Regions from separate parts of the Homo sapiens genome. Here region 1 is linked to region 2. Evidence: chromatin loops called from intact Hi-C (ENCODE). Cell type or tissue: heart left ventricle. All regions are shown on one strand. Each heading gives the region's core, and the rest is flanking DNA. Links, peaks and the distances in the headings are about the cores only.

Evidence for each region. A loop is a pair of places that touch in the nucleus more often than their neighbours do. Peaks named below come from ENCODE experiments on the same cell type or tissue, not always from the same donor. Only the 100,000 strongest peaks of a DNase experiment are listed, where the experiment ranks them.
Region 1: a loop joins it to region 2, with 2.1 times the contacts of the local background. A loop is called at or near these places in 8 of 110 quality-filtered maps.

Annotation. Positions count from the first base shown.
Region 1 is chr1:91,742,465-91,747,845 of GRCh38, forward strand. The region is part of intron 4 of TGFBR3 (transforming growth factor beta receptor 3); the gene reads right to left. Among named protein-coding and RNA genes, the nearest start is that of TGFBR3, 140 kb to the right of the region's middle. RefSeq lists a silencer at 3,568-3,862. In heart left ventricle, for the core only: a CTCF peak has its summit at 2,667; no DNase peak of the experiment used is centred there; H3K27ac peaks cover 1,159 bases.
Region 2 is chr1:91,690,875-91,696,255 of GRCh38, forward strand. TGFBR3 (transforming growth factor beta receptor 3) reads right to left here. Exons shown (of 17, transcript NM_003243.5): 16 at 4,798-4,905. Among named protein-coding and RNA genes, the nearest start is that of TGFBR3, 190 kb to the right of the region's middle. In heart left ventricle, for the core only: no CTCF peak of the experiment used is centred there; a DNase peak (open chromatin) is centred at 2,907; H3K27ac peaks cover 1,213 bases.

The sequences.
Region 1 (5,381 bases), core at 327-5,326, 52 kb after region 2:
ACTGCCCAGGAAATGAGCTTTTGGCCAAGCTTTAAAGCTAATGATTTGATTTTTCACCTAATAACTCCACCTAAAAACCAATTATTAAAGCATATTTAGTAATTCCATGTCTTCCCCACAACCCAATGAACTTTCCTCCTGCTTGCTAATTAAAACCCAATCCTCTAACATTCCCTGACATGACAAATGTCTTCCTGTGGGAATGAACAGAGCACTGGGCTCCAAGGGTCCCAATTCCTAGTAAACGTTTGTTGAAGGGGAACCATGAAGCACTTTACAGTCAAACAAATCCTGGGATGCTGAGGTGCACCCTGGACTCTCCTGAATGCTCCTCCCTACTTGAACCATGCACAACATTTGTATTTGAAATTCAGGTTATGCTACCAGACTTTTTTAAAGAGCAGAACATTACTCTATCTGCCAATTGCTGGGAGTTTTATTATAAGAACTTACGGCTAGGCAACCACAGCCAAGTTTATTATTTTTTCTGGATCAGGTTCAACAACCTCATCCAAAACTACATGAAAAAAGCCAAAGAGGCAACCAGCCCTTTGTTTCCACACCTGTCTTTAAGCTTTAACTCTTAAAGTCCTCAGCGGATCCACGGAAGCCTCAAGGTTGATCTCCCAAGCCTGAGTGAAGTGTACAAGTCCCAGCTAATGAGCACAGACACCATTTTCCTGGCACTGAGGTTCTTTGCTTTAGCACTTAGCACATCAGCTGACTCACCACCTGGCAGGTTGCATTGTAGCCTCTCTCTGGGCCTCCCCAACGTTGGTTTAGTCTTCAGTGGTGAGGAGAGGAACTTGCTGTGGATAGTGCCACACATCCCCATCCTCCTGCCTCCTTGACCCCTACCCCAAAAAGAATGCTCCCAGATGAAGTCTTGAGGAAACTTCAGGCCACCCTAGATCAAAAGTGGATATTAAGTCTCATCTTAAGTTTCACCTCAACCTCCTTCAAGTCTATTCAAATGTTACCTTCTCAATGGGCCCATTTAAATTTACAACCCCACCACCCAGCCCCACTCTAGGAATTCTGATTTTCCCAAACTCACTTTACATTTTATTTCTACAGTACTTGTCACCTTCTAAAATGCCATATAATATGCTTATTGCCCAACTCCTTCCACTAGAAGGTTCCTTCAGAGGCTGGGATCTTAGTGTGCATTGTCCATGGGTATACCCCAAGTGTTGGGTACAAAAAAGATACTTGTTAAGTATTTGTTTGATAAATAAAACAAATCTTGATGTCCAATTAACTGGCAGTGCCTGCCTAAGGTTCTGTGCTGAGAAGGATTCTGAGGTCATATTCAGGAGCAGTGGAGAAATGGGAACAAATGCCATGAGCAACCACGTGTCTGCCAGGGGGTTAGCGAAGGCATCATTGCTCTACAGCTGTTATCCAATGTAGTGTCCACTGGCCACATGGCACCATCAAGTACCTGAACCTGAAATGTTGCTGGTTAAATTGACCTGTGTTATATAAATGTAAAATGCATACCACTTAGCACAAGAAAAATCCCTATCTCATTAATTTTTATTGACTGATTACAAGTTTAAGTGATATTATTTTGGATCTACTGGGTTAAACAAAGTGTCATTAATATTAATTTTACTTACTTTTTTTTTTTTTTTTTGAGACGGAGTTTCGCTCATCACCCAGGCTGGAGTGTAGTGGCACGATCTCAGCTCACTGCAGTCTCTGCCTCCCAGGTTCAAGCGATTCTCCTGCCTCAGCCTCCCGAGTAGCTGGGATTACAGGCACCTGCCACCATGCCCGGTTAATTTTTTGTATTTTTAGTAGATATGGGGTTTCACCATGTTGGGCAGGCTGGTCTCGAACTCCTGACCTCAGGTGATCTGCCCACCCCGGCCTCCCAAAGTGCTGGGATTACAGGCACGAGGAGCCATGCCCAGCCACTCAGCCTTCTTTTACTTTTTAAATGCACCAATAGAAGACTTAAAATTACATATATTGTTGGCATTATATTTCTATTGGACAGTGCTTCTCTAGAGCCTCCTCCAATTTGACCCTAAGAAAGGAACATGTTTATGAACTGATCATGTCCATCCATCTGCTTCTTGGTCTGGTCTCAACATAAATCAATGTCAAGAAAACATCTCAAGCCCAACGCTTCCCAAAGTCTGATCCTCAGACAGAAGTACGTTAAAATGCAGACTCCAGGGTGGTGGGAGGTAGAAATGTAGGAAACTACATTATAATCCTCCCTCTACCACTCATGATTCTGACGCATACTTGAGGAACATTGTTCTAGGCCATAGATATGAATATTATTTAAACTCCAATAATCTTTATAAAGCTCGAATGAGATTGTTTGAAGAACGAGCAAGAATCTCTCCTCTGCACTGATGATAAAAAGCCAAGAGGGAGAGTGTAAAGCCAAGTCATGGATGGAGTCATCTCCTTGCACATCTCAAAAGGAAGAAATGGGCCTTGTGAAATAAGAGAAACCATAGCTCCCCAATGATAATGAAAAAGCCTGTTGAGATCTCAGAGGAAATCTGTTCCAGGAATCTCAAACGCACGCGTACACACACACACACACATCCCCTACAACTCAGCTGTGGTCCATTTGGAACTTGAGTTATCAGCTGGGTGAGTGCCTGCTATTCAGGTTACAGGCCCTTGGGGCTGCTCTAACTCGCACATCCAACTGCACACATGTCCGTGACTTTGGCATTGGTGGAAGTTCAACACTTACACAATGAAAATAGACTCCTCCCCCTCTTCTGTCCTGCCCTACTCCCAGCTTTCAGTATTCCTCTTCCCTTTTCCTGACTCCTGCACAAACAAATCTCTTTTTGGAGTTGCCTGCTTAGGAAAATAGAAAGAGCAAAACAAGGAAAACAAAGAAAGCAAAGAAAAACACACTGATATTTCAGAAACACCTGCCATGCCAAGAACTTGCTGGCTCAGTTCCAGGGGGAAAAGACACACGGTAAAGGAGAATAGGTATTCCTCAAGAATCTCAGTTGAGGTTTAAGTGGGATCTACAGATTGGCCCTAGAACTCATCACAGCCCCCACACAGAAAGGCATTACAAAGATTATGCTTTTATGTATTTTGGACACACAAAGTCCAGCAAAAACAAACATACTGGAACAGCACTGAAATATTTACCTTCCAAATGAAGACTGAACCCTGCATTTTAAAAGAGGAAAATCACACGTTCTCCCTACCCAATTCCTGGGAGGACCCCACTTGCCTATTTCCTCTGAAGCCATGTGATGTGAAATGCAATCCGAAACATGTTTTCTATTAACATATATCATGACTCAATGCCTTTTAAAAAAGCTTCATTTCAAAGAAATAATAACTTCCATGCCTGTGAACCTAGGTTCATAATTTGCAAAGCTACATATTCATGAGCCATGTGATGATGGTATCTGCCAATCATGCATTCATGAAACACAAATCCATGCAGCCATTTAAAAATTCTTGGGTGATTTTATTTAGTACCCCAAACCAGATTACTTTCTTCCAATAAAATGACTTAAAACATATTTGACTATTACTTTTTCTCAAAACATTCATGATGATCATCCTGTTCTTAATTTTTGCTGAAATATAAAAAAAACCTAAATGACTGAAACCGCCCCATGTTCTTAACACCCTGCATGTTTACACACGTCCAAGAGGAAAGCTCTGAGATGCTGCCCTCCAAACACAAACATGCACAAACTTGAACATGAGCCAGTACAAAAGCAATACTCTCATCTCCCATGGAAACGTTATCAGAACAACAGTACATGTGAGTGTGTATATACACAAAGAGAAGCAAAAGATGTCTTTCCATCTAAAAAACAAACTAAGTCCCCACAAGTTACCAAACTGATGAAGCACAAGCTGCTTTCTAATATAGTTTTCCAAAGTAGAGTCCCAGGCCACACAGGAATCCTGTCCAGCTTTACAAAAAATTCTTCAGACTCCTAACTTTACCCTTCCTCATCTGCCAATGTTAGCCTGATGGAAGAGCTTACCCCCAAATTCAAAGTGCATTTCAATCTAAATGATGTTTTTCACGAAAAAAAATAAAATGTTGGTATCATTACTATTACTTGCCATATTCCTTTATCTAATTTTGTCCTCCAAATGTGCTCCTGGAGAACCCCACAGGAGGGAAGACTCTCTTTTTTTTTCTTCTAAGTTACATCCAATCAGCCAAGTCAAGTTCAAGAGCAAAAACTGATTTTTACAAATGCCTGGCTCCAAACATGTTCCTAGAATTCTCTTTATAGAGTTTTTTTTTTCATCAAGGCTGATAATCTCAACTCCATTTTACAGAGAAGGAAATTGAAGCTGACAGAAGCTAAAGGATCTACCCAAGGCACACAGCTGGCAGACAACAGGGTTGACAATAGAACCAAAGACCTGGTTTCTCACTCTAGAGCTCTTTCTATTCCATCGCTGTGGAAGAGTCAGCTACCAGGCTCAGAAATCAGTAGTGTAGGGTAGACACGCACATCCCTCAGCCTCATGTTAATAAAACACTAGGAAATATGATATTAATCACAAAAGCTCAGGCTGCACACTTCCTAAGTGCATGTCACATGGATTCTGAATCCTCATATCTGATAGTGGAAACAACTGGGGCTCTGAGCAATTAGATAAAGTGCCAGATTACACACCTTTAGCAAGAAATGAGTGCAGATTCAAACTGTCTGCTGGACTCCAAAAATGATGCTCTTTCCACTGTGGGAAGGTGGACACTCTGCCTGGAAAGGTCATCTCCCGTTGGTGAGGGAACTGACTGGCTCACAGGTCAGCAAAGACCTGGGTGTCTTAGGGCAAGCTTTCTACCAAGTCTGGGTAGGCAAATACAGAGGAACATTCTCCAGGCTTAGAGGAGAGTGAAAAGGAAAAGCAGTGAGGCAAAGCAGGGGGCTCCCACCCTTCACTGCTGCTTGCAGAGATTCTCCTGGTGGGTTATTTCCCTCTCTGTCCCCTCTTCCCCAGCAATCTCAGGAGCTGTGCTGGTCAGAGTGGAGAGGAACGGAATGGAAGGGACAGACAGAAATAGAAATGAAACAGTTAAAGCAACGAAATAATTACTTGGCTAGAAGTCAAGTTAGAGTAAACAACAACAAATTGCTCAAGGATCTTAAAAATTTCTGTGATGGTCAGTTTTATATGTCAACGTATCTAGGCCATCTTCCCCAGCTATGCAATCAAACACTCATCTACACGTTACTGTGAGGTATTTTGTAGACGCAATTAAACTCCATAATCAGGTGGCACTAAGGAAGGGAGATTGTATCAGATAATCTGGGTGGGCCTGATTCAATCCATTGAAAGCCATTAAGAGCACACCCAAGGCTTCCCTGAGGAAGAAAAAATTCCACCTGTGGACAGCGGCT
Region 2 (5,381 bases), core at 311-5,310:
ATACATCCCACCCACAGCTTAGAATTTCCTCATTCTTTTTTTTTCCTCATTCTTAAATAATCCTATATTAATATTCTCAGATGATACTGCACCCATGAAACAAGAATAGAACTTTTTTTAAAAGAAAAGAAATTCACAGGAAAAAAGTTATTAGAATTAAAAAAGTTATTGGAATTAAAAAATTTGAAGCCAGTATTAAAAACTCAGTAAAAAACTGAAAGATAAAGATGAGACAATCTCCCAGAAAATAAAGAAAGCAGACACATGGAAAACAGGAAAGAAAGGAAAATTAAAGGACAAGAGGTTCAACTTTCAAATAAAATGATTTCTAAAATGAGAGAAAACAGAAAAAAGGGGGTGAGAAAAAAATAAATCATTCTTAAAAATCTCAGTACTGAAAGATATGAGTTTCTAAACTGAAAGGGCCCAATTAGTGACCAGCATAATGTATAAACATACACCTAACTCAAGAGATATCATTGTAAAATTTCTTCCAGAAAGAAAAAACAGGTTATATACAAAAGGGATCAGGAATCTGCACAGCTCTGAACTTCTCAACAGCAATCCTCAGAGCTAGAAGACAATGAGGAGGGCTTTCAAAAGTCCGAAGGAAAAAGTGTCTATAATCTAACATTCTGTACCTTGCCAAACTGTCTACCAGGTGTTTCTGTTAAATGAGGATATTTTCAGACATGCAAGGTGTGAAAAACATTTGCGTCCTCTGTACGCTTTAAACCAGGAAGAAGAAAGGCAGGAGATACATGACACAGGACATCCACAACTCAAAAGAGAAGTGAAGGGAATGCACAGAATGGTAGCGAAGAAGATCATAGGAAGACAGCAGTGTCCAGAAATGGAGGGAACCGGTTCAGACAGGAGCAGGTCAGAGGCTCCAGGAAAGAGCTGAAGAAAAGGAATCAGTAGAACATTCCATATGTCTCAATGTATTAAAAGGAGATTGAGACAGCTGGCAGGGTCAGCAGAAGAATTAATGATAAATACATAGAAAATTAAGCTGATGACTGAGGAAGGAGAATGGCAGGAACCTGAGAGGCGGAGCTTGCAGTGAGCCAAGATTGCGCCATTGCACTCCAGCCCGGGTGACAGAGCGAGACTCCGTCTCAAAACAAAAAAAAGAAAAAAAAGAAAAGAAAATTAAGCTAATGGGGTAGGGTGGGGAAAGATAATAATTAATTCTAGGGAAAATTAAAAGTCATGCAGGATATTATACTACATGAGTTAACTGTGATTAGCATTTAGGTAGTCATAATAATGTAAACAGTAAATGCTGCTCTAACCAAAATGTCAGTATATTTCTATTAAGAGGATGGTGGGGGAAGGGGACATTTTCCATAACAGGAGGTCTAGAGCAAAGGTGTAAACCTGCAAAGTCAAAAAGCAGCAATATACTCAGGTTATTTAGAAGTATGGATTAACATCCAAAAGGATGAGCTAAGCGCCAAAAATAATGCTCTGGGGAGTGAGAAAAGAAGGTAAGGACAGTAGGGGTGTGATTTTTTTTTCATAATGAGTCTTGTAGGATTATTTCAACCTTTAAACTATTTGCATGTACTACTTTGATGAAGCTAAAAAGTTTTACTAGAAAATAAAAATAAAAGCATTTGTTCCTCCCTTCAAGAAAAAAACAGATAAGATTTTGCATGTGACTTTAGGGACCTTCATGGACTAGAAGTTAGGGACCCCTGAACTAGGTAGGGTTCCTAGGAGCATGAACATTCTATGGTTCCAGCACCATTTCAGCCCCCAAGCACCCCTCCTCTCTACAGCATCTTAGGAGAGAATGTAAGTTTTAGGAATGGAGTTTTCCAAACAGAATTAATCCAGCCTTAAGGGAATATCTCTTATTGTGCCCAGAGTTGTCATATGATAAAGTGGGAACCCAGTCTTTGTAGAGTAACACACATTCCAGGTATGTAAGTAGATATCCACAATCCAAATTTGTGACTTGGTTTTGTGCTCCGTGCTGCACATGGAATGGAAAGCGTAAACAAAGGAAAAGTTATTCAAATTAAGGATTGTTTTTCACACAGAGGCAGATGCTATCTGAACCCCCAAATACAGCATATACGATCTGTGAGTTCCACAGCTTCAATCACTGTTGAAATTGAACGGACTGAGTCAGTATTTGTATCCTGGCTCTCCCCATTGCCCACTGCATTATAATCTTCCTTATTAATCTAAATTGCTGCTAGCTGACCCAGGTAACAAACTGAAGGGGTTCTGGAAAAGAACTATCATGTGGTCCTGAAGTGAGTCTTCTTCATGCTTGTATGATGCTGGTATTCCTCAAGAGCAATCTATAAAATGAACCAGAGGCTACAGTTTTTAATAAAAAGTAATTTTGAAGCTGTCTCATAAGTCATGCCAATGGATTTTAAGCCCAAATGACAGTGTCTATAAACCTTTTACCTTCTGAATCAGTGTAATTCATTTTGCTGGAAAGCATCACAGGAGGGAGGTCTTTGGTTTCATTTTTCTTAAATTTACTTACAAACCTATTTCTACATTAACAGTACTTGAAAGGCCCTCCTGAAGTCTCTGGCTTGGGGGAAAAAGGATCAGTAACAACAGACTTCCAAATTCAATGAGGATGAATACATGCCATACCACCAAGTTTTGCTTTTTATCAGGTTTGTGTGCTTGGCTGTGGGTAACAGTCTGGATTATTGGGGGGATTTCAGTGGGGCATGTTCCAGTAGTGAGTATTATCTGGTTGCCCTATATTCTGCCTGGACCTGGCTTCCTGGCCCAAGATTAGCTATGAGAGTGCAGCTGTGTGACCAAGGCCAGTCAGTGGCTGAGCAGGCACATGGTAAACATCTGTGGGTGACCCAGTCTTCTTGGAGGACTTTCAAACTCACTCCCAACAGCCAACACAGGCTGCCAACAGCCCTAGAACCTCTCAGCCAGGCAGGAGGTTGGAAAAGTTGCAAAGAACTGTTAGCTTGAGATCTGAACATGTCGGTATTCCTGCGACAAAATTACTTACTTTAAAATGCTGCTCTGCTAAATTCTGTCTTTCTGGTCCTTTTATAAACTGTTCATGAGGGAGAATCCTCCTAAACTGATTCACAGATGGTTATATAATACTCCAGAATCATGACACTGGAGTCTTATTTATTTTGAGACAACTTCTCTCTCTGTCGCCCAGGCTGGAGTGCAGTGGCACCATCACAGCTCACTTCAGCCTCAACCTCCCAGGTTCAAGCGATCCCCACCTCAGCCAGCTGGGACAAGAGATGCACACCACCACGCCATGCTAGTTTTTGTGTTTTTTTGTAGAGACATGGTTTCACTATGTTGCCCAGGCTGGTCTTGAACTCCTGGGCTCAAGTGATCCTCCCGCCCCTGCCTCCCAAAATGCTAGGATTATGAGAAGTCATTTTTTAATCTTTCACGTAAACATACTTTACTCAAAGTATCCTGACTAGGAACAAGCATTTGAGGACTCAAAGTCTCTCTATTCAAGTCTTCTACATTTTTGCCAAGAGGTTGCCTTTTGGGTGAATGTCCCATGCTAGGCATGAAAGAGTCCATTCCTCTCCTTCTGGCGTAATCTAAAATACCTCAGGCAGGAGATGTAGTATTTAAAGTGAAAATTCTGATTTGAATCTGACACTTTTAACTATCAGAGGATCACTGTGTCATGCTTTTATTCTCAACAGCTTGACGTTTTGTCTAGCAATCAAGAGGGTAAAGATATGACTCTCCAAAATATCCTTCAGTACTTCCTTCCTCTTTAAATCAGCCATCCTTTCAGCTTGGCCCAAGGGGAAGCCAAAGATCATGGCATTCATTGGTTTAATGGACAATTAATGAAATTATAAACAGAGAAGCTGGGCCTGCCACTTGCCTCTGACGGATCAATCTAGCACAGTTTATCTAGGTTCACAGTATAAAACTACAAGGATCCAAGAACAAACAAGAACAAGACCGATTTTATACATTCTAGTTCTCCAGAATGCCGCAAAATGCATGTCACTCCTGCCCATAGTTGAAAGGAAACTAAGAAAGAATCAATAGCAGGACAATCCATTTGTTCTTTCTCCATTGCACTAAAGACTCCCTTTGCTGGCCTGCATTCTGTATTGGGGTCAGAACAGGTTCTCTCATCAGGCTAGTATGTTTCAACCTTGGGATTGGTAGGGAGGAGCACATCTGAATTTTGAAGATTGAGGGATAATAGCTTGAAAATGAAGTGCTCTGTTTCATCACTTTTTTTTTTTTTTTCAGTTCATGGAAATCTATTTAGAAAATTTAACTTTATAGAAAAACATGAAAATTTTATGTTTTATCAAAGAAGACATAGCATGGGTTAAAAAAAGGTTGAGAAAATCTGGTTTAAGTCATTGATTAAGGACTCTGATGGACAGTGCTCAATACCTTGGCAGGTGTGGTAATAAAATCTTGGCTTTCTTTTTCACTTCCTCTCATGTATATGCCTATCCTTAAGTCTTTGGTTTTGACGGAATGGTTTGTATTTCTGTACGTTGTCTGCATTAACCTTAAACTCTAACAACAAAGTAGCTTTATTAGCGGCTAAATTTCACCAACATCACAATCGCAATTAGCACAGTTTAAACCTTCCTTTTCTTTCCACTGTTTATGGCAAATTATACTTTTGTGAAACCCAATTTATACCAAATATGTAAATGTAAAAATAGTAGGAATGAACTTTCTCTTTCATTCGTTATTTCATCCAACAAAACACTGAGTGTCTATTGTGTGGCAGGAACACAAGCTGTTCACCAACTCTTACTCAACAGTCACACTAACCTGTGTGAGAATAGATGTACCACAAGGCCCCCGTCAGGAGTGCTCCGATCACAAAGGCTGCAAACGCAATGCCCATCACGGTTAGGGTGTCCAGACCATGGAAAATTGCTATAAAGGAGAGAAACCGATACACACAACTTTTTGGTTAGTCTGCATCATGCATTGCAATTTTATATTTGTTTCACAAGCACTGTCATAAAGGTTGAGCACTAATAAAATCGGAGAATGCAATGAAGATTCCAATAAAATACACTGTATTTTGTAACTTGCAAATTTTTTTCAAAGGTTAAATGAAATTATCAGGTTTCCAAAGTATTCTCAGTTTGCAATTTATTTTGATCAACAAACTAACTAAAAAATCAGATTTGCAAACTCAGTAAAATCTTGTCTGTCATCTCATTGTCTCACTCTAAGGACCTACTATTTGAATGGAGGGTAGCTTGAAAATTCACAGGTTAAGATGCTTTGGAAAATAAAGTGAACTTCCATGATCAAAATCTGGCTTACTGCTGCTTATTCACTGAACATCTCCAAAAATGACACACTGCACAGAAAACACACACCTTAGAATACTTTATACACAT